2 separate regions of the Homo sapiens genome follow, and region 2 is linked to region 1. Evidence: chromatin loops called from intact Hi-C (ENCODE). Cell type or tissue: Calu3. All regions are shown on one strand. Each heading gives the region's core, and the rest is flanking DNA. Links, peaks and the distances in the headings are about the cores only. Region 1 holds the start of LINC01234 (long intergenic non-protein coding RNA 1234). Region 2 has its middle 120 kb from the start of LHX5-AS1.

Region 1 (16,320 bases), core at 5,416-9,415:
AACTCCTAACCTCAAGTGATCCACCTGCCTCAGCCTCCCAAAGTGCTGGGATTGCAGGCGTGAGCCACCACGCCTGGCTGACTTTTCTATTTTGAGTTTTTTGGGGGTCCAGCCATTTTTTTTTTCCTTTCCAGCATTCCCTGTTCCTTGTTCCCATTTTCCTACATGCTCAGTCCATAGAGCTTGGGTGAGGCTGAACCATCTTCCGATACAAGGGTGATCACATGACCCAGCACCCACCAAAGGAGTCCAGCCCCTGGCCTCATTGATTGGTTCCAGGATAGGCAGGTGACCAAGGTTTGGTCAATTAGAACATTTCAGCTCTCTAACTACACTGATTGGCTTTGGGATGGGCACATGACCAAGTTGGTCCAATCGGAGCCAACCCAGGGACATTTTCCTGGAGCGGCTGGGAAAGAGGAGTCTCTCGAAATTCAGCAACTGCTAACAGCGAGGAGGGGGTAAGTAAGAGACTTCCGGGGGCCATCTCGTGGGACTTGAGAAGGAAGCTAACACCCAGGAAGCAGGATCAGGGGAAGGGAAACACACACACAAAGCCCTGATTATCTTGTTTCAGCCTCTGGGTCCAGCTGAGCCCAAAGTCTTCCATCCTGGATTCTTGTTACATGGGACAATAAATTTCCTTTTTTTTGCTTAAGTCAGTGTGAGTTGGGTTTCTACTACAGCAACTTAAAAAGCTCCGTCAGACACAAATGTCTGGCCTGTTTGCATTATTTTTTTTTTCCCAAAAGCAGCTTTCCTCCCATCATCATGTGATGCCATTTTTTTTTTTTTTTTTTTTTGTGGCATGGTCTAGCTTTGTCGCCCAGGCTGGAGTGCAGTGGCACAATCTGGGCTCACTGTAACCTCTGCCTCCCGGGTTCAAGCGATTCTCATGCCTCAGCCTCCCAAGTAGCTGAGACTTCAGGCATGCGCTACCACGCCCAGCTAATTTTTGTATTTTTGGTAGAGACAAGGTTTCACCATGTTGGCCAGGCTGGTCTCGAACTCCTGAGTTCAAGTGATCCACCTGCCTCCGCCTCTCAAAGTGCTGGGATTACAGGTGTGAGCCACTGCACCCGGCCATGTGATGCTATTTCTAAGCACCAGTGTGGAATAGAGTGTCAAAATGTGGCATCAGACTGCTGGGGCCGAGGCAGGCAGATTTGGATCAAATTCCTGCTGCTCCCTCCAGACCTGACGCCCTTGGGCGAGGCCTTTCATCTCTCAAAGTCTCAGTAGCCTCATCTGTAAATTGGGGATATTAATATCTCCCCTCACAGTGCAGATGAAACAGGAAAATGTTTGTTAAACCTTTTCACATGCTGTTCCTTCTGCACAGAATGCTCTTCCTTCTCTTCTTTGCTGACTTAGCATCTATTCATCTTCAGAGTCTCAGCTCAAGAGTCATTTTGTCAGAGCTATCTCCCTAACCTCGTTGGCCAAGGCCCGTTGTTCTGTGAAATTGTCCCATCCTCTGGAGCTTTCATTAAAGAATCAATGTGTCATTCTAGGCATGACTATGTGATTAATGTCCACCTCCCCCACTAGAATGTAAGTTCCAGGGGGACAGGGAAGTGTCAGTTTCTGCTCACCACTATGTCTCCAGTACCCTGCACAGAACAGACCTTTGAGAAATGGTCAATGCATTAACTGCTATTGCACTAGACTCTAATCAGAAGTTTTAGGAGGTTGGGTGCTCAGGCCTGTAATCCCAGTGATTTGGGAGGCCATGGCAGGATTGCTTGGGCCCAGGAGGGTGAGACCAACCTGGGCAACATAGCGAGGCCCCCATCTCTACAAAAAAATTTTTTAAAATTAGCTGGGTGTGGTGGTGCGTCCCTGTAGTCCTAGCTACTTGAGAAGCTGAGGTAGGAAGATGGCTAGAGCCCAGGAGTTAGAGGCTGCAGTGAGCTAGGATCCTGTCACTGCACTCCAGCCTGGGTGACAGAGCAAGACCTTGTCTCCAAAGATAAAAACTAAAAATTGAAAAAAAAAAGTTTTAGGTAAGTAGTGTTTCTTTGGACTCAGCCTACATAGAAGTGAGCATCTGAAATTACTAGGATGCTATGATTCCAGCAAGTGTCCACGTGGGTTCATTCGACCCAAAACCAATGGAGATGAGCATTGGTCTCTATATGACTAGCCTGAGCCATGCAGATGGCAGGTCTTCATCCATCAGCCAATGGACAGTCACTGTTCCCTTAGGTCCAGGAAGGCAGGAACAGTGGCACACAGAAGGACAACTGGCCTTCAAAGAACCCATAGAAGAGATGAGCTTAAAAGGAATGAGATGAAGGCTGGGTGTGGTGGGTCATACTTGTAATCCCAGTGACTCAGGAGGCCTAGACAGGAGGATTGTTTGAGGCCGGGAGTTTGAGACCAGCCTGGGTAACATAGTGAGACCCCTGTCTCTATAAAAAAAAAAAAATTAAAAACTAGCCAGGACTGGTTAATTAGCTTACATCTGTCGTCATAGCTACTCAGGAGGCTGAGGCCCAGGAGTTCAAGACTGCAGTAAGCCATGATCATGCCACTGTACTCCAGCCTAGAGTCCAGGTTATATACTAGGTTAACAAAGAAGATGCTAATTTTAACAAGGAAAAGCATTCTGTGCAGAAGGAACAGCATGTGCAAAGGTTTAACACATATTTTCATGTTGCATCTGCACTGAGGGGGAATATTAATATCCCCATTTTATTCATGAGGCTACTGAGCATTTGAGATATGAAAGGCACTCCAGCCTTTTATTCTTTTCTTGAGACAGGAAAAGAATAAAATAAAATAAGGATATTGTGGGCTCTGGAGAAGACCTACCTGGGTTTGTAACTCAGCCCTGTCACTGACTAGCTGTGTGGCTTTGGACAGCCTTGATCCATCTGGAAGACTTGCTTTCCTCGTCAATAAAACGGAGATGTCATCCCTGTGTTGCGAGGAGACAGACGGCTGGGTCCAAGTCTCTGCTCCTCCATTCGCGTTGTGTGAACACGGCTCACTGGTTTACCATTTAGAGCCTCAGTTTCCTTGACTGTAGGATGAGGGAGCAACAGAATCTAATTCTTAGAGAGGTTGGAACGATGAGGCCAGTTAATGAATTAAGTGCCAGCCACCAAGCCTGAACTTAATAGATACTCAATGTATGTGGCCACTGATATTCTTCTACTACTCCTATATTAGTATTATTAGTAGTAATATTAATATAATGAATGAGCTGGCTTATGCCAAGCACCCAACACTGCCTGGGGCATGATCGGGCCCTTTCTCTTCTCCTGATGTGTGTCCTGGCTCTGGCCACTGGCTGACCCACCCCAATTAGGTGACTCTCATGTTAATATTGACACACAAAGGAACCAGCTGGCGACCTCTGAACTCATCCCACTTGGGATCACAGGCTGATTTTGGCCCCAGCCCTCAACTTTGAGAGCCGGACTCGTAATCTCCTTTGACACCAAAAAGAGTTGGCCTCACCCCGACCTTTGCTCCCTGCTTCACTGATTTCCGGTGTTTACTGGGCCTGATGGGCGTCACATTGCCCACAGCATGGATGTGGCCTGGAGGGAGCGGAGGGAGGCCTGGATGGACCAGTGCTTGGGGAAGGAGTAGGGAGGGACAGGGCAAGTGGAGGCCTTTGGCTCAAGAAAACACACCTGCGACCGGGTGCAGTGGCTCATGCCTTTAATCCCAGCACTTTGGGAGGCCTTGGGGGGAGGTTCCCTTGAGGCCAGTTCAAGATTAGCCAGGGCAATGCAGCAAAATCCTGTCTCTCAAAAAAAAAAAAAACAAAAAAAATTAATTAGCTTGGCATGGCAGTGCACAACTATAGTTCCAGCTACTCAAAAGTGAAAGGTAGGAGGATGGCTTGAGGCCAAGAGTTCAAGACCAGCCTGGGCAACGAGCAAGACCCCAATTTCTACAAAAATAAAATAATTAGCCAAGTGTGGTGGCACAAACCTATAGTCCTAGCTACTTGGGAGGCTGAGGTGGGAGGATCACTGAGTCCAGGAATTCAAGGTTACAGTGAGCTATGATGGCACCACTGCACTCCAGCCTGGGCGGCAGAGTGAGACTTTGTTTCTATATAAACAGATAAATCAAGCTCACCTGTAGAGGATGTATCCGTGGGGACAGATTGCCAGACAGGGAGCCCCATTAGGAGGACAACAGTCTACAAGGAGATGGTAGTGAGTGCATCTGAGTGTGTTGGCGAGAAACGGAGCCGGCAGGAAAGTCACCGGGAAAGTGGAATGTACAGGGCCCCAACCATTAGCCTGAGGGGTGTAGGGAGGAGATTCTCTAGGGAGGAGGTCTCTTCTCAAATGTACTCAACACAGGGTTTTGTCCCCTGTTGCTCTGGGCTTACAAGGAAGGAATACAGATGCCTCGCTCAGTGCTCCCCGACCCCCTGCCACCGCCGTGGGTGGTCTGCATGAGAAATGGCCCTTGTGCCTCTTCCCCAACACCAGCACCAGCCCTGTGCCTCGACCCCAAAACCAGCCTCAGCCCTACCTACCCCAACACTGAGCCCGGGAAACAGACCCAGAACCGGGTGATGCCTGAGAGGAGTTACCATGGCAACAGATGTGCCGGCACAGACAGGGAGTTTTGCTGACCATCCCCAGCCCGCTGGCCACCCCTATAGAGGGGTGCATGAACCATAAACTGTCCTTGCAGCTGGCCCTGGGGACTTGGCACTGGACATCCCTCCAAAGGAGAGGTCTCCTACAGACTAGTCACTAGACACAGAGCTCCAGGCCAACCTCCTGTTGGAGCTCTCTGGCTCTTCCAGCTTTCTCTACATGACACCTTTGATTACAGCCCCTCTGGAAGACCGTCTGCTTTCATTTTCTCCTCGGGGCTGTCTCCCCCCTGCACTGTTGATGGAAGATGAGCTTCTAAGCCTCCTTTCTGTGATGGGCGTGGAGCTCACAGGTGCGGTGGGGGAGGATGAAGGAAGGGTCGAAAGAACTGAGGTTAGGGGTGAGGCCTCTGGAGCCAGACCTGCCTGAATTTGACTCCGGCTCTGTCACTCACTGGCTGTGTGGCCTTGGGCCAGTTACTTAATGTCTCTGAGCCTCCTTTCATCATCTGCAAACTGGTAGTGATTACAGTAGCACTCACCTTATTAGGTTGTGGTGAGGATTAAATGAGATAATACATGATAAATCTTAGGACAGGGCCTGGCAGAATATAAACACTTAATGTCCATAACCTCTTCCCTTCACTAAAATCACCCCATTCCTAGGAAGAGAGGAACACATTTTTGGCCATGAGAATTCACAGGGTTAAGTAAAAGTGTAAAAGAGTGAACAAGTGAGAATTGAGAGTTTTGGGAATTAGAAAGAAGGGTGCTTTCTTTTTTTCTTTCTTTTTTTTGAGACAGAGTTTCGCTCTTGTTGCCCAGGCTGGAGTGCGATGGCGCCATCTTGGCTCACTGCAACCTCCGCCTCCCAGGTTAAAGCGATTCTCCTGCCTCAGCCTCTCAAGTAGTTGAGATTACAGGCGCCTGCCACCACGCCCGGCTAATTTTTTGTATTTTTAGTAAAGACGGGGTTCCACCATGTTGGCCAGGCTGGTCTCAAACTCCTGACCTCAGACCATCCGCCCGCCTCAGCCTCCCAAAGTGCTGGGATTACAGGCGTGAGCCACTATGCCCAGCTGAAGGGTGCTTTCTTAATATACTCTGCACTAGACAGTAAGTTTTCAGGGAGCAGAAAGCAAAGTAAAAGTCTGTCTGATTTTCCCCAATCCTTCCAACACCTGACACAGGGCTAGGCACAAAGTTTTATTTCCACAGTCTGAAAATGCCATCCGTTATAAGAGGCAGCATCCATTTAATTAGAGTATTTCTCTTTCTTTTTCTTTTTTAAGATGGAGTCTCGCTCTGCCACCCAGGCTGGAGTGCAGTGGTGTGATTTCAGCTCACTGCAACTTCCACCTCCCAAGTTCAAGCGATTCTTGTGCCTTGGCCTCTTGGGTAGCTGAGACTATAGGCACGCAGCACCATGCCTGGCTAATTTTTATATTATTAGTAGAGACAGGGTTTTGCCATGTTGGCCAGGTTGGTCTCGAACTCCTGACCTCAAGTGATTTGCCTGCCTCAGCCTTCCAAAGTGCCGGAGCAAATGAAAATGGGCATTATATATGTACTAGATCCCAGTTTCAAAATGTTAAAAAGAAAAAAAGTTCATCTTAAAGCTGGAGAAATAAAATCATAGGTCATTAATAAATGGTAATCGACTATGTGAATGGGTGGTTGCAGGAAATGACAATACAGTAGAATGTAGTTAAATACTCACTATGCTCACTATACTCACCAATACTGGAAGAGTTAGAAAAGGTATCCACCATAACAAGCAGAGTGCATCTGGGAAGACTTCCTGGAAGAGGCAGCCTATGAGTGGGAATAAGCAAAAACTAAGTTATCTGACTTGGGGAGAGCAAGAAATGGTGGTTGGGCATAAGGGGTAGAGTCTTGATAAACTAGGAGGCTGTGTGACCACCATCATCCCCCTCCTTAGGTAATGGAGAATGTCAGAATTATCCAGGAAGGTGACTTCTACGTCAGCTCAGAGAAGCCAGGACCAGATCAGACATGAGTCCCAGGGCATGGGCCTGCACCAGGCTAGGCCCACAGGGGGCTTAAGGCACTGGTGGCAAAGCAGCCTGGGTTCAAATCCCAGCTGCTCCTTAGCTGGGCAACTCTGAACTGGTTACTTGGCTTCTCTGGGCATCAGATCCCTCCTCACCCAGGAAGTAGGGCAGATGACAGGGCTCTGAGGTCAGGCATGTGCAGAATCTGGTGTATGGAAGGTGCTTCATAAATATTAAATTTAGAATAGGATGTGATTTCTTTCTTTTTTTGAAAAGTTTTGAAAGGTAAAGGCCATTAGCTTGGAGGCAGAAGACAGACCTCCCTGACTGCTGAATTCCTGCCGGCCTGAAATTGGAGCATTCCAAGCTCCTCAGATGAGTCATAAGCCACCAAGATTGTGAGCCTCTGGGTGAGTATGAGTAGAATTAGATACTTCCTTTGTGGGGCTCAGTGCAAAATGCAAATGAGAGGTCGGCGCTAAATACGAGAATGTGCCCATCAAGCTGCTTCTGTGGCCTCGCGCCTCGCAGCAGTCACAGAGCCTTCAGCTGGAATCCTGGCAAACACTGTGGGCCCTCCCATGGTCTGGGATGTGCTTAATCCGAACACAGCCCTGTGGAGTAGGTGCTATTGTTATCCTCATATTACAGATGGGGAAACTGAGGCACAGAGGGAGGGACCACCAGCTGAGCCGCCAAAGGACAGGCAGCTGGTGGCATGGCTTTTAAAAGGGAACCTGTGCCCCCGGATCTGGAGACATCTTAGCCCACTAGCCCCTTCTTTTAGGGTGAAATACGCATTCTGCGAAATGGAGGCAGCTTGTAATGGGGGTGAAGCCAAATGCGAGAGGCCCGGGCAGCCGGATTTTCAATCCCAGTTCCCAGGGCACCTCCTTCCCACCGTACCCCGCTTCCTCCAGCAGGGAGCCCCCTCCCTCCAGCAGAACAGGGTCTGGCCTAGCCAACTTGCTACCGGGGCCGGGGGCCAAGAGTTAACGTCGGAAGGGAGCTCGAGAGAGTGTGAGAGCTAAAGGACATGTCAAATCAATCATATTTAAACAAAAGCCTCTCCCGCCCAAGGGCCCTTTTAAAAGCTGCTTATTTAATTAAAAGTCCCATTTTCCATATTTATGGCCCTTATTCAGTTAAATATTAACCGCTGGGGCCAGGGCTAGTGTGTGCTTTGTGAGCGGTGTGCGGGGAGGTTCATTACCGCGGCCGGGATTTACCAGACGGTGGCACGGCCGCGGCGGATCAATGCGGCCTGCCCTGGACAAACATGCTGGGGGCGGCCGCGGGGGCCGGGTGGGGCGGCGGGGCCCGAGGGCGCCTCCTCACTCTCCGGCTGGGACTCAGCGACTCGGGGACGCCTTGTCTCTCTCCCTGTCTCTCGCTTCCACATGCTGTCCCTGGGGCTGAGTCGTAGGCCTGGAGTCAGAGACAGAGAGACAGTGAGACCCAGAGAGAGATATAGAGAGGCCCAGAGAGAGATAGCGAGAGACCCAGAGACAGTGAGAGACCCAGAAAGAGACAGAGAGACAGTGAGACCCAGAGAGAGAGAGAGAGATACAGAGAGCCAGTGAGAGATCCAGAGAGACAATGAGACCCTGAGAGAGGCCCAGAGGTAGATACAGAGAGATAGTGAGAGACCCAGAGAGAGACCCAAAGACAGTAAGAGACCTAGAGAGATAGTGAGAGACACCAAGAGATACAGAAAGACAGTGAGAGACCCAGAGAGACAGAGACAGGGAGACACCCAGAGAGAGACACAGAGACAGTGAGAGACACAGAGAGAGACATCGACAGTGAGAGACAGAGACAGAGACTGAGAGATCCAAAGAGACACTGAGAGACCCAGCGAGACAGAGATAGAGAGACACCCAGAGAGAGACACAGAGACAGTGAGAGACACAGAGAGATCTAGAGACACTCCCAGTGAGACACAGAGACAGAGACTCAGAGAGACAGAGACAGGGAGACACCCAGAGAGAGACACAGAGACAGTGAGAGACACAAAGAAAGACACAGAAAGTGAGAGATACAGAGAAACAGAGACTGAGAGACCCAGAAAGACAGTGAGAGACCCAGCGAGACAGAGACAGGAAGACACCAGAGAGAGACACAGAGACAGTGAGAGACACAGAGAGATCTAGAGACACTCCCAGGGAGACAGAGACAGTGAGAAACCAGAGAGTCAGTGAGAGACAGCGGGTCGTGTTTCTCCGTGTCTGGCTGTGTCTAGGTTGAGACCAGGTCCATACTTCTTAAAATCCAACGAGAAATTAAAATGTTAAAAAATTAATAAGAATTTCCTGTGCGTGGCTGCACAGGTGGCACACTCTGGGCCCTGGCAGCCTCTCTCTCTTACTATGTGTGCTGGGGTGGGGCTGCAGAGGTACCAGGCATGGGGTTAGAGGGGTGGAAGGCCCATAAGAGCCCACGCGCTGCTCTTCCAGGCCCCATTCACTGGAGAGATGGGCAAAAAGAAAAACAGGGAAAGGGGGGAATCTGGCATGTATTAAGGATTTGACCTCACTCAGCTGCAGGGACAGGGGCAGAAAGAAAACAGCCACAGAAGAGGCCTAGATCCAAGCAGAGGCGCTCCCGGCTGCAAAACACGCATCACACGCAGAGCTTTATCCAGGGCTTCCCTGCACCAGGCACCAGTGCTGGCCAGTGTTAACTTACGTCATCCTCACTTCCATCCTACATAGGTCGTACGCTTTTGATCCGCATTTTACAGATGGGAAAACTGAGGTTCCAGACAAGCAGGGAGTGATCCTAGGGTCACTCAACCAGGGAGGGGCAGACCCAGGCTGTCTGCTCCTCATCACACAGTAGAAATCACCAGAGTTGCTCAGACCCAGCTGGGCACCATCCTTGCCGTTTACAAGTTCCTGACCCTACCTGAGCCTCAGTTTCCTCATCTGTGAAATAGGGGAATAAGATTTTTGGGGACATTTTGAATCACGTTTTATGGTTGCTCCATCCCAGGCCCTCCACCCCACACTGCTGCTCCTGACCACTGCAATTGATCCCTGAACTCGCTGATGTGACTCTCGGGGTGTCAGGGACAAAGCCAAATGCACTTCCCAGTCTTCTGAGTACTCAAGGGGGCAGGGCTTTCTCTGTCCCTCACTGCAGGAAGCAGTGTGGTGAATGGAAAAGGTGCACTGTAGAACCACAGACAATCCCACCTTTGCCATTTACTGGTTCTGCAAACTTAGGCTGCCTCACATCACCACTCAGAGCCTCAGTTTCTCCAGCTGCAAAATGGGAATAATGATAGACCCTCCTCCTAGTTGTTCTGAGGATTCAATGACATAATTCTTGTAATGGCTTAGCAGTGTGTGGCACGCAGTGAGCATCATTGCCAGCCCTATAAAAGCCTGCAGGGGCTGCACAAATGCTGCCAGCCTGTGCCTCCAAGGTGCCATCTCTGAGGGGCAGTGGGGCTCCATCAGTTCCAGCCCTGAGACCCGGCCAGTCTCCTGAGTGGCCTGGCAGAGGGAAACTTCTGCTCCAGTGCCACCTCTGGCCCTCCTGTGACCTTGGACCTGGAACATGCCACTGCCCCTCCTGGGGCCTCAGCTTACCCATCTGTGGAATGAGGGGATCATTGGGTTTAGAGAAATCTCTCTGGGCTATTGCAGGGATAATGCATCTCCGCAGCAGACAGGGTGAAGAATTTAACCTAAATGTGAAAATATCATTGAAATGTGCCCATTTATGCACAGGAAGGACTGTGCGACAACCAGGGCAAGCGCATGGCTCCTGAGAGCTGTCTGTTAGGTGCCAACAGCCAGGTTGGGAAAGACATCTCCTATATCACACACATGCATGCACACACATGGTCATAGGCACATGCACACAAAAAACACATGCATGTATGCACACATGCACACATGGGTATGGACACACATGAACACACACGCATGTACACAATGCACATAGGGCATGGGCACACTCATGCATGCATATGAATGCATGCATGGGCACTGGCCTGCGCACACACATACATGCATACACATGCATGGGCACACATGCATACACGGGCATGAGTGCACATTCACATGAGCACATATACACACATACATGCTCTTGCATGCATATACTCAGGCACATGCACACACACAGACATGCACACACACGGACATGCACACACACGTGCACACACACGGACGTGAAGACACACACACATGCACACATGCACAAGGGCATACACCTCATCACATCTTTTGCCCCATGCTCTGCTTCTCCATGTGGATCCTGTTAAGAGCCTGGTGCCTGATTTCTCCCACCACTACCTCCTCCCCAAAAAGAAAAAAAATCTGAAAAGCCAGATTAGAACTTCACATACGCATCGCTGGAAAAAATCTATGTCTCATTTTCATATCTAGCAAAATAAAATGACAGCAGAGCACTCCAGCAAACCCCTAGAGGGGGGAGCGTGTCTGCCGAAGATGAGGGGTGGTGGCGGGGAAGACACCTTTCCCAAAGGGAGGAGGCCCCGGGGCCAGAGGCACAGGAGGGGACCTTGGGCCTGGCGAGAGGCTGGAGGATGAAATCGATCAGGCCATTTTGTCCTGGGGCTGGAGGAAGGCTGGGGGGTCCTGGGAAGAGTCTAGGGGGTTGAATGGAGGTTAGAAAGGCAGCGAGAGGGGGAGAGAAAGAGGAGGAATAAAATCCTGGGGATGGTGGTGTGAGTGAGGGAGCGGGAGAGAGAGAGGGAGAGACACCAGGTTATCAGAGAAGTGTGAAGACAATAATGCAATCTGACATTTCTGAAACAAGACCCCCCGGTTGCCATGGCAACGTCTCATGTGGGAGCAGCTCCCAGGAGACGGCTCCGAGATGTACTATAAATGATGTTTGATTAGAATTTAAATCATTTAGGCAGAGAGAAGATAGGCCTTTTGTCAGCAAGGGGACCTGGGGGTGGGGAGGGAGGGGGGCCGGGGTTGTGGCGGGGGAGGGGGCACCGCTGGAGCCAGCATGGGCGTGGGGAGCGGGATCGGAGGTCAGCCAGGGGGTTGATTACTTTTGCCCTCAGCTTCATTTCCGTTTACAGTAACCTTTCCATGGTGGCCAGAGGGACTCAGAGGGCAGGAGAGGAGAGACCTGGGGGGGATGGGGGTGTGGGAAGGGAGTAAGGGAGAGCAGCAGAGCTGAAGGGAGAGATGCGGAGAGACAGAGAGGAACGGACAGAGCAGAGAGACACAAGCGGGAGAGAGAAGCAGGAAGAGAGAGAAGGAGAGGGAAAGGAGAGGAAGAGAGACAGACACAGACGGGCAGAAACGATGAGAGAGACGGAAAGAAGAGAGACCAGGAAATGGACTGAGAGACACAGATAGACGGTACAGAGACAGAGAGAGACTGAGAGACACAAAGGGGGAGACCTGGAGTGAAAACATGGACTCTTGTGTCCACACACCCGGAATCATTTTCCAGCCTCTGAAAAATGCATCAGGAATGTGGGTGCCCATGCTGAGTCCTGAACTTAGAAAAACTCTGCCTCCACCTCCCACTTTGGTCCCCATCCACAGGGAGATTCCTTGGCCCTGGAGTTCCTGGGGAAGGGTTAGTGACCCTGGAAAAGAGGCACCATGGGCTTCTGGTCCTAAGGAAAATGGGCCAATTTTACTGAGCTGCCATGTAAAATCTTAGACAAACCACCTCTCTGTTCTGAGCCTCAGTTTCCCCATCTGTAACACAAAAAGTGTTATAGATGGAGAGTCAGATCAGCCTATGGGCAATGAGCCCCCGTTCCCCATTCAGTTTTTATTTTTAGTTGCATTAATTGCCAGCATTTAAAAGTTGGGAGCGTTTGCAAAAAATGTTTAATTTCTGGGTTCTCAAAAAAATAGGAAAATCTATGCATGCTGGGCCTGTATTTCCACATGGCAGCCATGTGCTGGAAAGGAGGAGTAGTCCCCATGTTTAAGCAGAGTATGAGGGCTCCAGTTTACCACAGTTTCCACCATTCCCTATTGTCTTACACCCAGCTACTTTTCACACCTTCATGGTGACTGCCTGCCCTCTGTAGGAATTTGTGGGTTTTTGTTTGTTTGTTTTTTGGAGACAGAGTCCCACTTTGTCACACAGGCTGGAGTATGGTGGCGTAATCATAGCTCACTGCAGCCTCGACCTCCCTCCTGGGCTTAAGTGATCCTCCCACCTCAGCCTCCTGAGTATCTGGAACTATAGGAATGTACCATCACACCCGACTAATTTTTGTATTTTTTGTAGAGATGGGGTGTCAGCATGTTGCCCAAGCCAGTCTCCAACTCCTGGGCTTAAGTGATCCTCCTGCCTCAGCCTTCCAAAGTGCTGGTGAACTTTCAAACTCTGCAAATAAACTCCAGGATCCTTATGGCTCTAGCAATCTATTAACATATGGATTGTAGACCTCATACCTCAGTCACCATGGTTTTGGGTGCCCAGGATAATAGAGTTCATGGGGGTAATCACAGAGTCAGAGCGAACTATATGGCCATCCTCATACACACTGTCAGAGCTCAATAAATGTTTAATTAATTAATTAATACAGGAAGATGAGCCAAAATGATTAGGGAGACTGAAATGAGAACCATGATGGGAAATGGGTAGCTTTTTGAGAAAATGGACTTGTACCACTGGGCACTGAGGATAAAAGTGACCTGCTTGGGAGAAGCCCAGAAAGCAGATGGGAGGGAGTTTGTAAGGAGGAAAAGAGCTGCTTTCAAAGAGGCCATCTTGAAGTTCTCTATCTTGGCACCTTCCTCATGCCCACCAGGACACTTGTCACAACCTGGAAGTTTGTTGTTTGTGTATTGGCCTGTGTGTGGTCTCTCCTCCCCGAGGAGACTGTGAACTCCATGAGGATAGAAACTATATCTGGCAGAGTCAGTGCCGTAGCCCCAGCACCCAGCATATAGTAGCTGCTTAGGAAACTCTGGATGAATAAATGAGGGAATGAGTCCCCTTTTCACATACTTCTCCCATTTTTGCTCTGAGTATTTTAAAGCTATCCGAGCCCCGTCCTCATACTTTATTATTATTGTTATTATTATTATTAAGACAAGGTCTCGCTTTGTTGCCCAGGCTGCAGTGCAGTGGCGTGATTATGGCTCACTGCAGCCTCGGCCTCCCAGGCTCAAGCAATCCTTCCACCTCAACCTCCTGAGTAGCTGGGACTACAGACGTGCACCACCACGCCTGGCTAATTTTTTATTTTATTTTTTGTAAAGGTGGGGTCTCATCATGTTGCCCAGGCTGGTCTCAAACTCCTGAGCTCAAGGGAGCCTCTCGCCTCCGCCTCCCCAAAGTGCCGGGATTACAGACGTGAGCTACTGCGCCCGGCCCCTCATGCTGTATCATTAAATGCAAGCAGCTTGCTTTTATGTTTTGTTCATTTAAGGGAGCACTTCCCTTACTAGGAGTGGCAATGATATGACCCTAGGCTAGTAAGAGGCACTTAATGTCTCTGAACTTCAATTTCTTCACCTTCAAAGTAGGGCTAATACCTTCATTCTGAGAATGTTCTAAAATTTAGGCAACAGGTCTATAACAGTGTCTGGCATGGAACAGGTGCTCAATAAGTAGAAGCAATTTTCATGGTTGTAGACACTAGTAATCTACTAGCATGTGGTAGTCATATAAGTAATAAGAAGACCCAAGGGAAGAGGCAAATCTTGGGGTGATGTGGACATAGGGTGGAGATAGGGAAGAATTTGGAATCCCTTTAGTAACATTTCTCTTAGGCAGAGCTGTGTTCCCAAGAGTATTTTCCTTTCTCAATTTTAGGATTTTGAAGCTTTGCTATTGAGGAGGATGGTGGATTCATCCTCCACCGTCACTATCTTACAGTTCTGGAGGTCAAAAGCCTGACATGGGACTCGCTGTGCTAAAAATCAAGAACTGCACCCTTAGAGGCTTAGGGGAGAATTGTTTCCTTGCCTTTTCCAGCTTCTAGAAGCTGCCCTTAATCCTTGGCTCATGGCCCCTTCCTTCATCTTCAACCGATAATGGCCATGGAACCTCTTGACCCTTCCAACTCCAATCACACCGGTAATGCCTGCCTGGAGCACTATGTGAGGAATGATGTTGCAGCCATGTCTGGACTTATGGAGCAAGAATGCTGTAATTGATTAGTGATGTCTGCCATGGGCAGGGATGGAGTTACTCAGTTGCACAGTGCTTGGCACAAAGGAACTGCTTGTGGCAGCTGCCTCTGGTTACCCATGTCATGGTGTTCCTTTGGCCCAACTCTAATTAAGTTGCAGCTGCAGTGGGCCATTCTGTGCAAGCAAACTGAGATTCACCATGGTGACAGCACACAGCCTCCAGCATGAGCTGTGTGTCTTTCCTCTTTTGGTCTTAGGCCCTGTTGGATGTGATGGGAGTCCACTCAACCATACACAATGCAGCCTGGACATGGAGGGTTATGACTTGTATTACTTTCCTATAGCGACTGTATCAAATTGCCACACACTGGGTGGCTTGAAGCAATACCCCTTCACTATCTTACAGTTCTGGAGGTCAAAAGCCTGACATGGGATTCGCTGTGCTAAAAATCAAGAACTGCACCCTTAGAGGCTTAGGGGAGAATTGTTTCCTTGCCTTTTCCAGCTTCTAGAAGCTGCCCTTAATCCTTGGCTCATGGTCCCTTCCTTTATCTTCAAAGCAAGCAGTGTTTTGGGCTGAGTCTTTCTCTCATTGCCATCTCTGCTTGTCCCTCTGTCATCCCCTCCCTTCCACTTATCAGAGCTCTTGTGGTTACACGGGGCCCACCAGATAGCCCAGCATGGTCTTCCTGTTTTAAGGTCCGCTGGTTAGCAACCTTCATTTCATCTGCTCCCTTAATACCCTTTGCCATGTAACCGAACATTTCACATGCTCTGGAGATTAGGAAATGGGTAGCTTTAGAGGTCATCATTCTGCCTACCACATCGCCCCTGGGGTCAGCCCCTCGTGACAGTGAAGGACAGTGGATGCTGTTGCAGTCTTCTGGTCTTCAGTAGACAATTCTGGAAAGCATTCTCTACACCCCTCAACAGGTTCCAGAGAGATTGAGTCTTTGTTATCTGTAATGGCACTTTTACATTGACGTTCCTCCTTCCCTGACTTACTCTCCCTCATCCCTCACTCCTGCTTCCAGAGATCACTGGTCAAATAAGTTATCTGCACCCAAGTCCTTGTCTCAAGCTCTGCTTTCAGGAGAACCCAAACTAAAACAGTTCTGGCCAGGTGCAGTGGCTCACACCTGTAGTCCCAACACTTTGGGAAGCCAAGGTGGGTGGATCACTTGAGGTTAGGAGTTCAAGACCAGCCTGGCCAATATGGTGAAACCCCATCTCTACTAAAAAGACAAAAAAGCTGGGCATGGTGGTGGGCGCCTGTAATCTCAGCTAAGGAGACTGAGGCAGGAGAATCACTTGAACCTGGGAGGCAGAAGTTGCAGTGAGCCGAGACCACACCACTGCACTCCAGTCTGGGTGACGGAGTGGAACTCTGTCTCAAAAACATAAAATAAAATAAACAGGTCTTCATAAACGTTGGCTATTACATTGGTCAAGCTGGATGTGATAGACACCTGGCACAAAGTGGCTTAAGCAAAAAGCAATTTATGTTCTCATTGACTGAAAAGTTAATGGTTATATCTAGGACTTCAGGCACAGCTGGATCCAGGTCCTCAAACAATGGCCTCAAGAGTTTGTCTTTTTTGAAATCTCACTTGTACTTTCCTCT
Region 2 (16,320 bases), core at 6,938-10,937, 180 kb after region 1:
CTTGGTTAACTTCCTTGCAGACCCAGAGAATTGGCTTGGTCAGACAGCTCGCCCTGTGTGGCACAAACAAGAAACATTAATTAAAAATAATTGCCACCCCCTCCCCAGAATTAAGAATGTGATGTTCAGATTCATTTTAAGAAAGGCAATTTGATGCCAATAAATTACAATTATAAAAACTTCATTACAGTCAAGAGCAATCTATCCACCATTGTCCTAATTACACATTGTAGGAATAATGAATGCTAATGATTTAATGTACAATAATTACCAGGATTGAAAAATAAAATATAATAATCGTCATTATTATTGTTATCAATAACATAGATTTTTGGCATGGTTAATCTCCACTTGAGGCTGAGATGAAATTTCAGGGTTTTGTGGGGATTTTTTTATCCCCACTTAGAAACACTCCCTTTTCTTCTCCTCCCCCTTCCAGCTCCAACTTTATTAAGACAAGAAATCCACAGCACGGAATAGAAACGTCTTGCTTCTCCTAGAGGGTCAGAGTTGAAGGGTTAAATCCACATCTCCTATCCCCTGTACAGCAGATCACCTTTGGTTTCTTACCAAACATCTTTTTGTGTAGGAAAGAAAGAAAAAGCAATTACTCTGATGTAGAGAACAGGATTACGTCTTCGCCAAAGTCACTTTTTAGTTCCTGTATGAAACCATCCATGGCCTCCTATTGCAAAGGGAAAATATCCAAGCCTGATCTACACAGTGCAGGGCTGTGTCAAGGAGTCAGGGACCGGGAGCCACACTGCCTGGATTTGAGTCCCGATTTTGCCACCTACTAGCTGTAGGGAGCGTGACCGAATCTGTTCCTGTGTCTATGCTTCGGTTTGCTCTCTGTAAAACGGAGCTTGAAATACTGCCTGACTCAGGGTTTCGTAAGTTTAAAAGTGTAAACACTTGTGAAGTGCTCAGAACAGTGCTGACACGTGGTCACTGCCCCAAAACTAGAACCAAGATCTTTCATGAGCTTGGCTGCCTCTATCTTCCCCTTCCCCTCTGTCATACACACCCCGCAATCAAGCCCCAACAGTCAACTCATCATCCTCTGAAGATGGTCTGCACAATCTCAACTCCAGAGCTTTGCTCATGCAGTGCCCTCCACAAGGAGTGCTGTTCATCTCCCAGCTGGGCTTGATCACTCATTCTCTGGGAAGCCACCCCATTGCTCCCAGGCAACGCCAACATTTCCTTCTAGGGCATTGCCACAGCACTTCTGTCGTACTACTTGTACCTCTGCAGATCTTGCTGCTTGTCCTTTCCATTTTGTGTTAGGATTATTTGTTTCTATGTTTTACAACTGTATATACCCAAGTATGTTGCAAACACTTTGGGTTTGTTTTGTTGTTGTTGTTTTTATTTTGTTTGTTTGTTTTTCTTGTTTGTTTGTTTGTTTGTTTTGAGGCAGAGTCTCGCTGTCAGCCAGGCTGGAATGCAGTGGCACGATCTCAGCTCACTGCAACCTCCACCTCCTGGGTTCAAGTGATTCTCCTGCCTCAGCCTCCCTACTAGGGAGGCTACTAGCTGGGATTACAGGTGCACGCCACCATGCTGGGCTAATTTTTAGTAGAGACAGGATTTCACCATGTTGGCCAAGCTGGTCTCCAATTTCTGACCTCGAGTGATCTGCCCACTTGGTCCTCCCAAAGTGCCAGGATTACAGGTGTGAGCCACCATGCCCACCTAACACTTTGAAAGCAAGAATCATATTTTCCCCATCCTTGTATTCCTCTCATCTCCACCTTATACCCCCTAATCAATACTCTATGTCTAGAATGATGCTTCTATATACATTTTTAGAATTTCAGAAATGCAAAGGAAACTCTTCTTTACAACGCTTATTGGTTTGATCCTGATTCTACAAGTAACACATCCTTATTATAGAACAGTTGAAAAATAAAGACAAGTATAAGGAGAAAAAATAAGATAAACTACCTTTCCATAGCCTAAAGACGACCACGCTAAACAAGCTTGTATATTTCTGTCTTATCCTTTACAGAGAATTTTAGACAACTGTCCTGCCATTTATGGACTTTGGTCATAGCAAATAATCTTCACTAGCATTTACCATGTTCGTCACATGCCAAATGCTAAGAATTTTACTAGTGTTATTGTATTTAATCCTGACTGCAACCTGTATAATAGGTGTTACTTGCATCTCCATTGTAAGGATGAGAAAATCAAGGATTAGAGAGGCTAAGCATTTTCCCAACATCACACAGCCATGTGTGGCACAGCCAGGATTCAACACAGGTATCTGCACTCCTAGCTCACATTTTGTCTTTCAGCAGGCATTTCATCATGCGTATTTTTCCCAGGTCATTAAATTATTTTAATAATTTGCCCAGCAATCCATCCTATGCACATATCATCATTATTTCATCCCACCTCTACAATTGGATATTTTGCTTGTATATGATTTTTCACCATAAGAAACAATTCTTTGAAGGCCATCCTTGTTCATAAATCCTTGTCCACATTCTGAATATTTCCTTGGGATACCTTCTGAGAAGTAAAATTCTGCAGCCAGAGGGCATGAACATTTTTATTAATCTGCTTTATTGAGGTATAATTTGCGTAGAATAGAATTAACCAATTCTAAGTGTGCAAGTCAATGAGTTTTGTCAAATTATACACAACCACTACAATCATGAAATAGAAGATTTCCATCACTTGAAAACTGCTTCTTTGGCATCATTCCCTCTCCCACCCCACACCCAACCCCCTTCCAGCCCCCGGCAACCAAGTTTTGCTTTCCATCACTATAGTTTTGCCTTTTTTAGAATTTTATATCAGTGGGATCATACACTATGTAACCTTTCATTCCTGACTAATTTCGCTCAGCATTGTGGTTTTGAAATTCATCTATGGTGTGGTGTACATCGGTAGTAAATTTATTTTTACTCTCGAGTAGCATTCCCTTGTATGTGGAAGTAACACTGCTTGATATCCATTCACTATTTGGTGGACATTTGAATTCTTCCCAGTTTGGAGGTATATTGAGTAAAACCACTGTAAAAAATTCAGCATAGGCCAGGAGCGGTGGCTCATGCCTGTAATCCCAGCACTTTGGCAGGCGGAGGCGGGCGGATCACCTGAGGTCAGTTCAAGACCAGTTCAAGACTGGTCAACATGGTGAAACTCTATCTCTACTAAAAATACAAAAATAGCCGGGCGTGGTGGCAGGCACCTGTAATCCCAGCTACTCAGGAGGCTGAGGCAGGAGAATCACTTGAACCCAAGAGGCAGAGGTTGCAGTAAGCCAAGAACGCACCATTGCACTTCAGCCTGGGTGACAAGAGTGAAACTCCATCTCAAAAATAATAGTAATAATAATAATAATAATAATTCAGTATAAGTCTTTGTGTGAATATCATTTTCATTTTTCTTGAATAACTACCTCAGTGTGGGACTGCTGGATCTGATAAATGTACGTTTAACCTTATAAGAAAAACAGTTTTACTTTTGGTTACTCAGTTTTGTTGTAGTCCTTTAAATAGTGCTGAGTTTTGTTCTAGCAAACAGTTAAGTTACTTAGAACCAATTGTAGCTTTCAAATCTTGTTTTTATGTTTTCTTAGGGCAGTGTCAAAGCAGCAGTCTTTCATCTAGGGATAACTTATCCCCACTCCTACAGCTATACTCTTCTGAGGACCCTACCCCATGGCTGGTCTCTTATGAGGGTTGTCCATGGTCACATGAGCTATCCCAGCCCTATGTGAGATCTAGGAATTGTTCTACCTACTCCTTTTGGTGGTTCTCTCCTTGGCTTCAGGAAGTTACCTCTGGCAAATGCACAGAACCCAGAACCAAGGACATAAGAGCACCTCTCTCCTGATTTCTGGAGTTATCTCCCCAGGAAGGTCTCTACTCTCCAGTTCCCCCATCCCATAAATTCTACCCCCTTGGACTCCTTGAACTCCTAACTCTATCTTGACTTCACTCAGGAAGTTCTCAAGCGCTTTGGGTTTCCCCTCCCTGTGCTATGGCTTGGAAACCCAGAGGTCTCCTCGTTTTCCTTCTTTCAGTGACACAGACCTAGACTGCCTGTTGTTCAGTGCCTAAAACTGTTGCTTTTAAATATTTTGTCTGAAATTTACAAGCACAAAACAAACAACACCACTAAAAAGTGGTCAAAGGGCTGGGGGTGGTGGCTCACGCCTGTAATCCCAGCACTTTGGGAGGCCGAGGCGGGCGGATCACCTGAGGTCAGGAGTTTGAGACCAGCCTGGCCAACATCGTGAAACACTGACTCTACTAAGAATACAAAAAAAAAAAAATTAGCCAGGCATGGTGGCACACACCTGTAATCCCAGCTACTCAGGAGGATGAGACAGGAGAATCGCTTGAACCTGAGAGGCAGAGGTTGCAGTGAGCCAAGATCGCACCATTGCATTCCAGCCTGGGCAACAACAGCGAGACTCCATCTTAAAAAATAAATTAAATAAATAAATAAATAAATAATCAAAGGACATGCACAGACACTTTTCAAAAGTAAACATACATGGAGCCAATAAGTACATGAAAAAACGCTCAACATCACTCATCACTAGAGAAATGCAAATCAAAACCACAATGAGATACCATCTCACACCAGTCAGAATGGCTATTGTCAAAATGTCAAAAAATAACAGAGCTGGCAAGGTTGCCAGAGAAAGGAGAATGCTCATGTACTGTTGGTGAGAGTGTAAATTAGTTCAACCATTGTGGAAAGCAGTGTGGCAATTCCTCAAAGAGCTGAAAAGAGAACATTCAACCCAGCAATCCCATTACTGGGAATATATCCAAAGGAATATCAATCATTCTACCATAAAGACACATGCACATGCACATTCATGCACTATTCATTACAGCAAAGACATTGAATCAACCTAAATGCCCATCGATGATAGACTGGATAAAGGAGATGTGGTACATATATACAGTGGAATACTACACAGCCATAAAAAAGAACAAGATCATGTATTCTGCAGGAACATGGAAGGAGCTGGAGGCCATTATCCTTAGCAAACTAACACAGGAACAGAAAACCGAATGCCACATGTTCTCACTTATAACTGGGAGCTAGATGATGAGAACACATGGACACAGAAAGAGGAACAACAGACACCATTGCCTACTTGAAGGTGGACAGTGGGAGGAGGGAGAGGATCAGAAAAAAATAACTATTGATTACTAAGCTTAGTACCTGGGTGACAACATCATAATCTGTACATCAAACCCCCATGACGCAAGTTTACCTATGTGACAAATCTGTACATATACTCCTGACCCTAAAATAAAAGTTAAAACTAAATAAGTAAAAGTAAATAAATAAATATTTGGTCTGGTTTTCCAGTTGTTTAAGGCAGGATAATAAATCTGGTCTCTGTTATGCCACCTTTTCTGGAAGCAAGAGCTTAGTAGAAGCATTTTTGAGAATTTTGATCAATATTTGATAAACATATACTGCGGGAGGGGGAACCTTCTCCTCCATAACCCCCAAAAAAGTGTCTCCTTCAACTAATATATATATTTGAGACAGGGTCTCACTTTGTCACCCAGGCTGGAGTGCAGTAGCACCATCTTGACTCACTGCCACCTCGACCACCTGGGTTCAAGTAATCCTCCTTCCTCAGCCCCCCAAGTAGCTGGGACTACAGGCAGGTGCCACCACACCCAGCTAATTTTTGTATTTTTAGTAGAGACAGGGTTTCACCATGTTGCCCAGGCTGGTCTCAAACTTCTGAGCTCAAGCCATCCTCCTGACTCAGCCTCCTAAAGTGCTAGGGTTTCAGGCATGAGCCACTGCACCTGGCTATCAATTAATATTTTAAAAATATCAAGAAACATGAATTTAAAGGAGTTTAAATAAACATGCTCAAAAGAGGAAAAAAGTATAACTCTAAATTAGGTGAGAGAAGGGGTTGGAAAGGAGACAGCCAGGATTGTGATGTAAAATGAAATTAGGGTTCAAACAGGTCCTTAACTTGCCTGCTCTGCTGCTCCCATGGAATCTCTCAGAGTGGATGTTTGTAGCAAAGTTTACCTGGCAGCTCTTTTAAAATGCATATTCTCACCAGGCAGGGTAGCTCACACCTATAATTTCAGCATTTGGGAGGCCAAGGCAGGGAGTATGACTTGAGCCCAAGAGTTCAAGACCAACTTGGGCAAATCTGTCTCTTCAAAAAATACAAAAATTAGCCAGGTATGGTGGTACACCTGTAGTTCCAGTTACTCGGGAGGCTGAAGCAGAAGGATCACACCGAAACTGGGAAGTTGAGGCTACAGTGAGCCATGATTACACCACTGCACTCCAGCCTGGGCGGCAGAGCAAGACCTTGTCTCAATAAAAGAATAAATAAAATAAAAAGCATATTCTCAGGCCCTACCTCAAACCTACATAGGGCTCAAATTCTAGGAGGGGGACCCCATGTAGAACCTGCCTTTTCTGCATGTTTCTCCAATTGCTTCTGACCTGATAAACTGACAGAATATGACCTAGGTGGGTGCCGAAGGGGATACCATATTTGGCCCCAAATAGTGAGTCAGTGGCAGGACTACTGGGCTTGGAAATGGAGACTTCTGACTTCCCACTCTGGTCAGCTTCTACAGTGGCAGTTGCTATCAATCCTCCCTTAACACCAGAATCACCTGCAGCTTTGGAAGACTGAGACTCAGGACCTCTCCCAGCAATGCAGATTGAATTGGTCTGAGGAGGGGCCTAGGTATCTGAACTTTCTCAGACTCCCCAGGTAATCCCAACGTGAGCCTGGGCTATGACACAGGCTCTAACCTGGGTGTCAGTGGGTCTGGGAGCCCCTGAAGTACATGTTTATAGCATGTGGGATGTCTCAGTCTGGATGCAACTTGAATTCTTATAAAAGGAGGCACAATGATCCATTTTCTGAGATCAAGGCAGTGAACAAGGGAAACCCTGCATTTGTTAGGGCAATTCTATGCTTTTCTTTTCTTTTCTCTTTTCTTTTCTTTTCTTTTCTGTTGCCCCAGGCTGGAGGGCAGTGGCATGATCTTGGCTCACTGCAATCTCTGCCTCCGGGCTCCAGCGATTCTCCTGCCTCAGTCTCCCAAGTAGCTGGGATTACAGGCGTGCACCACCATGCCCGCCTAATTTTTGCATTTTTTTAGTAGAGACAGGGTTTCATCATGTTGGCCAGGCTGGTCTCCAACTCCTGACCTCAAGTGATCCGCCCACCTCAGCCTCCCAAAGTGCTGGGATTACAGGTGTGAGCCACCGCGCCCGGCCATATTGTGCTTTTCAAACCTTACTGGGCATAAAAAACCCCCTTGAGAGCTTGTCAAAACACAGATTCCTTGGATGCACCCCTAGAGATTCTAATTTCAGAGGTCTCGGGGTACGGCCTGAGAATTTGCATTTCTAACAAATTCTCATGAGGCCGAACCTGCTGGTCTAGAACCACACTTCGTGCATCACCAAGCTATGGGGAGAGAAGACACTGAAAGGTCAGACCCAAGCTCTACCAGTGCCTCAGCCGGGCATAGGGAAGTCACTCCCCCATCTGTCAAATACCTTGATCTCTGGGATGCCTTTATGTCTGTGTTGTGGGTCAGCTCCACTCCAACCTGACGATTCCTCCACCCTAAATCCTCACCTGCCCTCCCCAGCAGCACCCTCATGTCTCCCTGCACCCATCTGCAGCATCCGCCAAGAGTCTCAAAAACCCTGGAACCTTTTGATCATAAAATAATAATAATAAATCATAGCCATTGCTCACTTCAAGAAGTCAGACACTGTTTTGTTCATCTCTTTATCTGCAAAGCCTAGAATAGCACTAGATCCACAGTAGGCACTCAAGGTGAACTCACGAAACGAATGAATCAGAGTCAGTGGGACTAAGCCTTCACAAGGCGCAGTTCCTTTAAGCCTTACCCTCCAGACAAATGGGAGCTATGTTTTATTCTCATGTTACAGATGGGGAAACTGAGGCTCTAAGAGGTGGATGCCCTCGCCCAGGGTCACACAGTCAGGGCCTGGCAGAGGCTGGGTTTGGAACCCAGGTCTGTGAGAGCCCAACTCCCCTACGCCTGGGAATAGACTTGGGTTTGGTTGCAGGGGAGATGAGACGGTGTCGGGGTAGTGAATTAGCAGAAGCTCCTCCGAGGTGCCGAGGTGCTGAGGGAGATAAAAATAGCCTGCGGGCTGCGCTGGAAGGTATACTGGAAGCCCCCAGCGTTCGCCGGCGACTGGCGTCCTAATTTATGGCACCCGGAGAATCGAGCTCGGCGAGCGCCTCTCCTAGGCGGGTTGAGCTGCAGGTGAGGACAATGTAATTAAGAAATCAAAAGGTAATTTCCACACACGCTGCCGCTCGCCGGACCCCGCGGTCGCTTAATTGATGGTGGGGCCGGCCGAGCCCGCGCAGCCGCCGCCAGTGCCAATGCGCCCCGGTGAGCCCAGGAGCGCCGCGCCCACCCGGCGACTCGTGGCTTCTCTGTCTCTCCTCGGGAGGCGGGGAAACTTGGCCGCGGCCCCATGGGCTTCCGGGAGCTCAGGGGAGGGCGACAGGGCGTGACGCTAGGGACACTCTAGCCTCTGCTTCCTCCCCACCCACCCCCCGCCACCGCCGCCGACATAACATATGATCATCTATTTGTCTCTCTCCCTTGTTCCTGTATTCCACTTCCTATTTCTCTCTGCACGCATGTTTTTCTTTCTTTCTTTCTTTTTTTCTTTCTTTCTTTCTTTCTTTCCTTCCTTCCTTCCTTCCTTCCTCCCTCCCTCCCTCCCTCCCTCCCTCCCTTCTTTCTTTCTTTCTTTCTTTTTTCTTTCTTTCTTTCTTTCTTTCTTTCTTTCTTTCTTTCTTTCTTTCTTTCTTTCTTAGACGGAGTGTCACTCTGTCGCCCAGGCTGGAGTGCAGTGGCGCGATCTCGGCTCACTGCAAGCTCCACCTCCAGGGTTCACGCCATTCTCCTGCCTCAGCCTCCCGAGTAGCTGGGACTACAGGCGCCTGCCACCATGGCCAGGTAATTTTTTGTATTTTTAGTAGAGACGAGGTTTCACCGTGTTAGCCAGGATGGTCTCGATCTCCTGACCTCGTGATCCGCCGACCTCGGCCTCCCAAAGTGCCGGGATTACAGGCGTGAGCCACCGCGCCCGGCCCATGTTTATTTCTTTTTCTCCCCGTACCCCTACTTTTTTTTGAAACAGTGTCTTGCTCTGTCGCCCAGGTTGGAGTGCAGTGCGGGATCATAGCTCACTACAGCCTCGACCTTCTGGGCTTAAACGATCCTCCCACCTCAGCCTCACAGTGCTCCAAGAATACAGGCATGAGCCATGACACCTGGCCTCTTTCCCCTTCTTTAGTTCACTCACTGGTCTCTATCATTTCCTCTCTCTTCTCCACTCCTTCCCCAGGTTTCTGTCTCCTTGTTTCTCTTTTTCTTTCAGTTACCAGAATTCTTACCGCTGGGCCTGGAAGAAAGAGCACTCAGGTGACCTTTAAACCTTAGGGGAAATCGCCGGGCGCAGAGGCTCAAGCCTGTAATCCCAGTACTTTGGGAGGCCGAGGCGGGTGGATCACCTGAGGTCAGGAGTTCAAGACCAGCCTGGGCAACATAGTGAAACCCCATCTCTACTAAAAATACAAAAAATTAGCTGGGTGTGGTGGCATGCGCCTGTAATCCCAGTTACTCAGGAGGCTGAGGCAGGAGAATCGCTTGAGCCCAGGAGGCTGAGGTTGTAGTGAGCCAAGATTGTGCCATTGCACTCCAGCCTGGCTGACAGAGCAAGACTCTGTCTCAAAAATAAAAATAAAAATAAAAATAAACCCTAGGGCAGATTGCATGTAAGTTACTGCCTCTCCACCTCCCCTTCCTGCATGTGGGATGAGTCATGGCAGCCCTGTAAGCAGGCAGCACTGGCTTGGGTAGACCAACCTGGACTCTCACATGGAATGATGAGTCTGTGCCCAGGAATGATGGGTGGGTGGGTAGGTGACTGGATGAATGGATTAATGGGAGGGTGATCAGTTGAGTATTTGGATGGATGGTTGATTGGTTGGTCAAAGAGATAGGTAGGTAGATAGTCTAGGGTTGATTGGGAATTGGGTGGGTGTGTGGCTGAGTGGGTAGATGGGTAGGTAAATGGATGCGTAGATGGATGTGGTGGGTAAATGAAGGAGAGGTTAATATAGGTGAATAATGAATAAATGGATGAGTAGATGATTGTGGGTTGGCTAAATCTGCAGGTGGATGGCTGGATAGATGAGTGGATACATAGATGGGTCAATGTGTGGATGGATAAATGGGTATATAAATGGATAAGTGGGTAAGTAAGAGAATGGATAGTGGGTAGATGGATGAATGGGTGAGTATTTGGATGGATGGATGGATGGATGGATGGATGGATGGATGGATGGATGAATGGATGGATGGATGAATGGAAAGGAGTATAGATTGGTGGGTATGTGGATGGATAAGTGAGTGAACAGACAGGAGGGCATTGATAGATGAACGTATGGATGGATAGATAGGTGAAAGATGGATAACTGGGTGTATGGATACATGGACTGATGGGGAAATGAATGGGTGAATAGTGAGTAGGCAGATGAATGAGAAAGTAGGATGTGTGGGTTGGGGGGAGTAGATGGATGGATGGATGGGTGGATGGATGAATGGATGGATGAGTAGGTAGTAAGAGGATGAATAAATGGATGAGTGGATGTATAGGAGTGCTAAAAATGTAGATGAATAGAGGAGTGGATGGATGGGTGGCCGGATAAATGGGGGAACTTATAGGAACAGAAGCATGTTCCTAGTGATGACATTAAGGAACAGATGTTTGATGACAAAGTCAAAACGTAAGTAGGTATAAACAAAAGTAACAGGAATCTGCCATCCTCCAAGAGATCTCCCAGCCCTGGGATCTCAAGGACTTTCTTCTCACAGAGGGGCAGGGCAGGCAGCTGTGCTATAGAAAAAGGAGTACTGGCCTGAGCCCTGTACAGACTTGGAGTGAGTCACTACTATTTCCTTTTCTTCCATTTCTTCAAATGTCAAATGGACATAATAACATCAGCCTCACTGGGTTGAGAAGAAAAGGTAAAGTAACAGGAATGAAGTCACCTTACCAACTGGAACACTCTCCACCATGCACCAATATCAATACATGGAATTTAGCACAGCCTTGTCACCACCCTAATTTCTTTGGTTGACGACCAACCAGACTCAAGGTCCAGCAGCTGACCCCTTCTTAAGCCATGAGCTTTCTTCTAAAGGCCCCTCCCTCACATCTTCACTTCCCCAAACTCTACCTGTTCTGTAGGGTCCAGTTCTCTCTCACATACCGGTACCTACAAGAAACCTTCTCCAGTTATCCCTCCCCCCATAACAGAGGACATTGAATGCCACAGCAAAGAATATGGACATTAATTAGGCCAGTGAAATGAGCTGCAGAAAGGTGGGGTTTTGTTTGTTTGTTTGTTTGTTTGTTTGTTTTAAAGACAGAGTCTTGCCCTGTTGCCCAGGCTGGAGTACAATGGCATGATCTCGGCTTACTGCAACCTCTGCCTCCTGGGTTCAAGTGATTCTCCTGCCTCAGCCTCCTGAGTAGCTGGGATTACAGGCACCCACCACCACACCCAGCTAATTTTTGTAATTTTAGTAGAGATGGGGTTTCACCAGGTTGGCCAGGTTGGTCTCGAACTCCTGGCCTCAGGTGATCCACCCGCCTCAGCCTCCCAAAGTGTTGGGATTACAGGCATGAGCCACCATGCCCCGCCTGCAGAAAGGTTTTAAATCCCTACCTGCCTCCTGGAACATGTTTGACCAGGACTCTGGCAATCTGTGTCCCTAGGTTCCTTTCCCATCTCCACTTTCAACACCACCTCCCCAAAATAGAAAAATGCCTTTTGTTCATCTCTGGGTTTTTGGCCCCCAGTACCGGGTTTTCAGTAAACACTTGCTGAGCACATCTAAGTCTGAAATGGGGAAGCGTGGAGGTTGGTAATACACAACACATCAGCAATACAGTTTTGCCTACTGACCCTTCTGCTGCTTGTCTTCTTCCCACTCTGTGTCAGTTTCTCAGAGGAGGAAACTCAGGCCAATAGAAATTGCCCAACGGCCCCCCAAAATCCTGCTGTCCCTTCCCCCATTCTGAACTAAGCTGTCAGGAATGTGACCACCAGAGCAGAAAGATCCTTTGTTACCACAGAGAGAGGTAAGTGAGGGAGGTTCCGTTGGAGGATTAGGGAAGAGCCTGCAGGCAATTCCTTTCTCGCTGGGGCTCAGCGGGGGCTGGAGCTGGATTTTCACCTGCTAAGAGCCTGCCTTAAGCTGCCTCCCACCTGCTGGGAATGCCCAAAGCCAGAGATCCAGGAGGCTCACCTGAGGTGGTCATTCTCGGGCCAGCACACCTGGGCAAAAGGAGAAGGAAAAGGAGTGGGGGAAGTGGGAAGGAGGAAGAGAGAGAGACTCAGACATATACCTTTAGTAGGGTGTAGACACTTGCATGCACATAATCACAAATACATATACATTGGTACACACTCAGATGCCTGCATGCGTGAATGAAGATTTACTTATATATGTGCTTGTGTGCACCTCTCTCATCCACACTTACATTTTCAGGCACAGAACCACATGCATATACACAATCACATATGCGAAGATGCCTACACCACACACTCACACACACACACACATATCAAATGTGCACATAGATACATATGTGCTCATAGACCACACACATGCACACACATAGTTATACACATGCCTAGACACAGGCTCACACACATATAGTCATTCACAGTCACATGTACACATGTGCATGTCTTCATATTCACATATATATGTGCACAGCCCTGCTTGCCTCCAACCCCTCCCCAACTGCTGGCTGCCTTTTGTCCAGAAATTTAAAAAATTCTTCCTTTAGTTTTGCAAATTCACTACATGTATGTAGCATCCGTGCATATGCTGCGTCTCCACTGAAGATTCAGTGGTGACCCTCCTCAAAGACATAGAGCCATAGGATTCAGGGATGATGAAGGGGAGGGGCAGGGAGCCACAGAAACAAAGGAATCAATACTACCTGCTCCTCAGATCTTTCCAAGTATTTTCCTAGCCGCTGTGCTACATCTTTTTTTTATTTTTTGAAACAGTCTTTTTTTTTTTTTTTTTTTTTTTTTTGAGACGGAGACTTGCTCTGTCGCTCAGGCTGTGGTGCAGTGGTGCAATCTCGGCTCACTACAGCCTCTGCCTCCTGGGTTCAAGCAATTCTCCTGCCTCAGCCTCCTGGGTATCTGGGATTACAGTTGTGGGCCACCACGCTCGGCTAATTTTTGTATTTTTAGTAGAGACAGGGTTTCGCCATGTTGGCAAGGCTGGTCTCAAACTCCTGGCCTCAAGTGGTCAGCCTCTCAAAGTGTTGGGATTACAGGCATGACTCATCATACCCTGTCAGCATTTTTAAATGGCAAATACAGGAGGTAGGAACCTAGTTTACAGATGAGAAAAACTGAGACTCAAACTGATCACCATGTCCAGATCATAAAGCTAGTTAGAGGGGGAGCCCAGATCGGAGGTGAGTCTGTCTTTAAAAGTAGGAAGAATACACTGTTTTTGCCCCTCTCTCAGGGAATTTTTTATTGTTATGAAATATATTTAAGACATAAAAAGACCAGGCATGGTGACTCATGCCTGTAATCCCACCATTTTGGGAGGCCAAAGTGGGAGGATTGCTTGAGCCCAGGAGTTTGCAACCAGCCTGGGTAACATGGAGGGACCCCATCTCTACAAAAAATAAAATAAAAGAATTAGCCGGTCATGGTGCCACATGCCTGTAGTCCCAGCTATGCGGGAGACTGAGGTGGGAGGATCACTTGAGCCTAAGTCAAAGCTGCAATGGGCCGTGTTTGTGCCACCACACTCCAGCCTGGGTGATGAAGTGAGACCCAGTCTCAAAAAGCAAACAAAAAAAAAAGGATATACAAAAAAGCATTTTCCATTTCCATCCCACCCTGAAATAATCACTATCCCAAACTTGATGTTTATCAGTAATTACTTCACTCATTTAAAAGGTGATGGCGAAGCAACTAACATGTGAACAACCACAAAACAAAAATCCCACTCTCATGGAACAATCTAGTAAAATGCATTTCCTTATACTTTTGCCAAGAATGTACGTATTCCTAAACACACAGTTTGCTTAGCATGTTTCTGAGCTTTATCTAAATAGCATGATCCACTGAAGGGTTTCTCAGTCTCAGCTTGATTGACATGTGGGGCTGGATGGTTCTTGGTGGTGGAACTGTCCTGTGCACTGCAGGATGTTGAGAAGCATCCCTGGCTTCTGTCCACCGGACGCCAGTAGGACCCCGCAACCTCCCAATTGTAACAACCAATAATGTCTCCAGGCATTGTCCAGTGTCCCCGGCCAGGGTAGGGGACAAAATTACCCCTGGTTGGGAAGGACTGACCACTGTCTACGCTATACCGCCCTTCTCATTTCAGGCCAAGTTTGTGAAATCCCTCCTGGTTGCTGTGTGGAGCCCTAGTTCATCCACATTTCCAACAGCTGAGTCTTCCGCACAACGGGAAAAGCACCATTAATTTCACTCTCCTATCTTGGAGCATTTAGATCATTTCCTGGTTTTGCTTCTTACAAACAGAGCTGCTATGAACATCCCTACCTGGAACTCAGGGGCCACTTTTCTCTAGGGACACATTCATCTGTCTGCTAGATGCTTTTTTCTAAAACTCTACTTTCATTTTAAAAATTATGACATGGCTATACTTGCTCAGGCCTCTAAGATGGCATCCTAGGACCTACTGAATGGAGTCCCAGCATCTCAAGGAAGGAATGCCAGAAGCCAGAACATCCAAGTAACAATCTCCACCTGCAGCTGATGCTCTCTGGGACCCAGGACCAGCCACTCTTCTCTGTGCCCCACTTTCCTCCTTTGTAATCTAATTACCCAGTGATGACCAGGATATAAGAGGACTTGTCTGCATTGTCTCATGGCCACAACCACAAGAAGAGCGTCCTGCTGTCACCCCCATTTTATAAATAGGGAAACTAGGTCAGGCATGGTGGCTCACACCTGTAATCCTAGAGCTTTGAGAGGCCAAGGCGGGAGGAACAGTTGAGACAGCAGTTTGAGACCAGCCTGGGCAACATAGCAAGAACTCCGTCTTGACAAAAAAAAAAAAAATTTTTTTTAAATTAACTGGGCATGGTGGCACACACCTGTTGTTCCAACTATTCGAGAGGCTGAGATGGGAGGATCATTTGAGCCCAGGAGATCGAGGCTGCAGTGAGCTAGGATCATGCCACTGCACTCCAGCCTGGACAACAGAGTGAGACCTTATCTCTAAAAAATAAGAAAACTGAGGCACAGAGAAGTTAAGTAACGTGCTCAAGGTCATGCAACTAGTAAGTGGCAGAGCCTACGTGCTTTCCCTTCATTAATTCAGTCATTTATTCAACAACTATTTTATTGAACATCCACTATGTACCCAGCCTCGGCAGTGATCAAGATACCCAAGATCCTAGATTTTACAAAATCCACCACTTAAAAGCAGAGCATGGGATGGAAAGGAGACAAAAATTATTGTGTCTAACTTATTTGTTAATTTGCCTATGGGCAGCAATAAGTGCCATGGGGGGAAAAAAGGTAGAGTAATAGGAACTACTTTGGTCAGGGAAGTCCTCTCTGCAGAGTGGAGACCTCACTGTCAAGGAGAAAACAGCCAAGCAAAGGCCTAAATCAAGGGTGTTACAAGAGAAAGGAAAAGGCAGGAGTAGAGAGGCCCCATTGTCAGAGGCGTTTAAACCAGAGTGACTCCATCTTGACCAGGAGCTGGGTACAATGAGGCTGAAACCTACTGGGCTGCATTCCCAGATGGTTAGGCATTCTGAGTCACAGGATAAGATAGGAGGTCTGCACAAAATACAGGTCATAAAGACCTTGCTGATAAAACAGGATAAGTAAAGAAGCCAGCCAAAACCCACCAAAACCAAGATGGTGACGAGAGTGACCTGTGGTCGCCCTCACTGCTGCACTCCCACCCGCGTCATGACAGTTTACAAATGCCATGGCAATGTCAAGAAGTTACCCAAAAGGGCCAAAAAGGAGGAGGCATAAATAATCCACCCCTTGTTTAGCATATCATCAAGAAATAACCATAAAAATGGGCAACCAGCAGCCCTTGGATCTGCTCTGCCTATGGAGTAGCCATTCTTTCATTCCTTTACTTTCCTAATAAACTTGCTTTCACTTTACTTTATGGACTCGGCCTGAATTCTTTATTGCATGAGATCCAAGAACCCTCTTTTGGGGTCTGG

Evidence for each region. Peaks named below come from ENCODE experiments on the same cell type or tissue, not always from the same donor. Only the 100,000 strongest peaks of a DNase experiment are listed, where the experiment ranks them.
Region 2: it touches region 1 in a loop (8-fold over the local background); 1 of 110 quality-filtered maps calls a loop at or near these places.

What each region holds. Positions count from the first base shown.
Region 1 is chr12:113,757,756-113,774,075 of GRCh38, reverse strand. It overlaps LINC01234 (long intergenic non-protein coding RNA 1234), which reads left to right and starts at 393. Exons shown (of 3, transcript NR_110026.1): 1 at 393-461; 2 at 6,868-7,001. RefSeq lists enhancers at 1,543-1,712, 4,567-5,078. In Calu3, for the core only: no CTCF peak of the experiment used is centred there; DNase peaks (open chromatin) are centred at 7,005 and 7,845.
Region 2 is chr12:113,583,799-113,600,118 of GRCh38, reverse strand. No RefSeq gene overlaps it. Among named protein-coding and RNA genes, the nearest start is that of LHX5-AS1, 120 kb to the right of the region's middle. RefSeq lists an enhancer at 11,751-12,528. In Calu3, for the core only: no CTCF peak of the experiment used is centred there; a DNase peak (open chromatin) is centred at 8,498.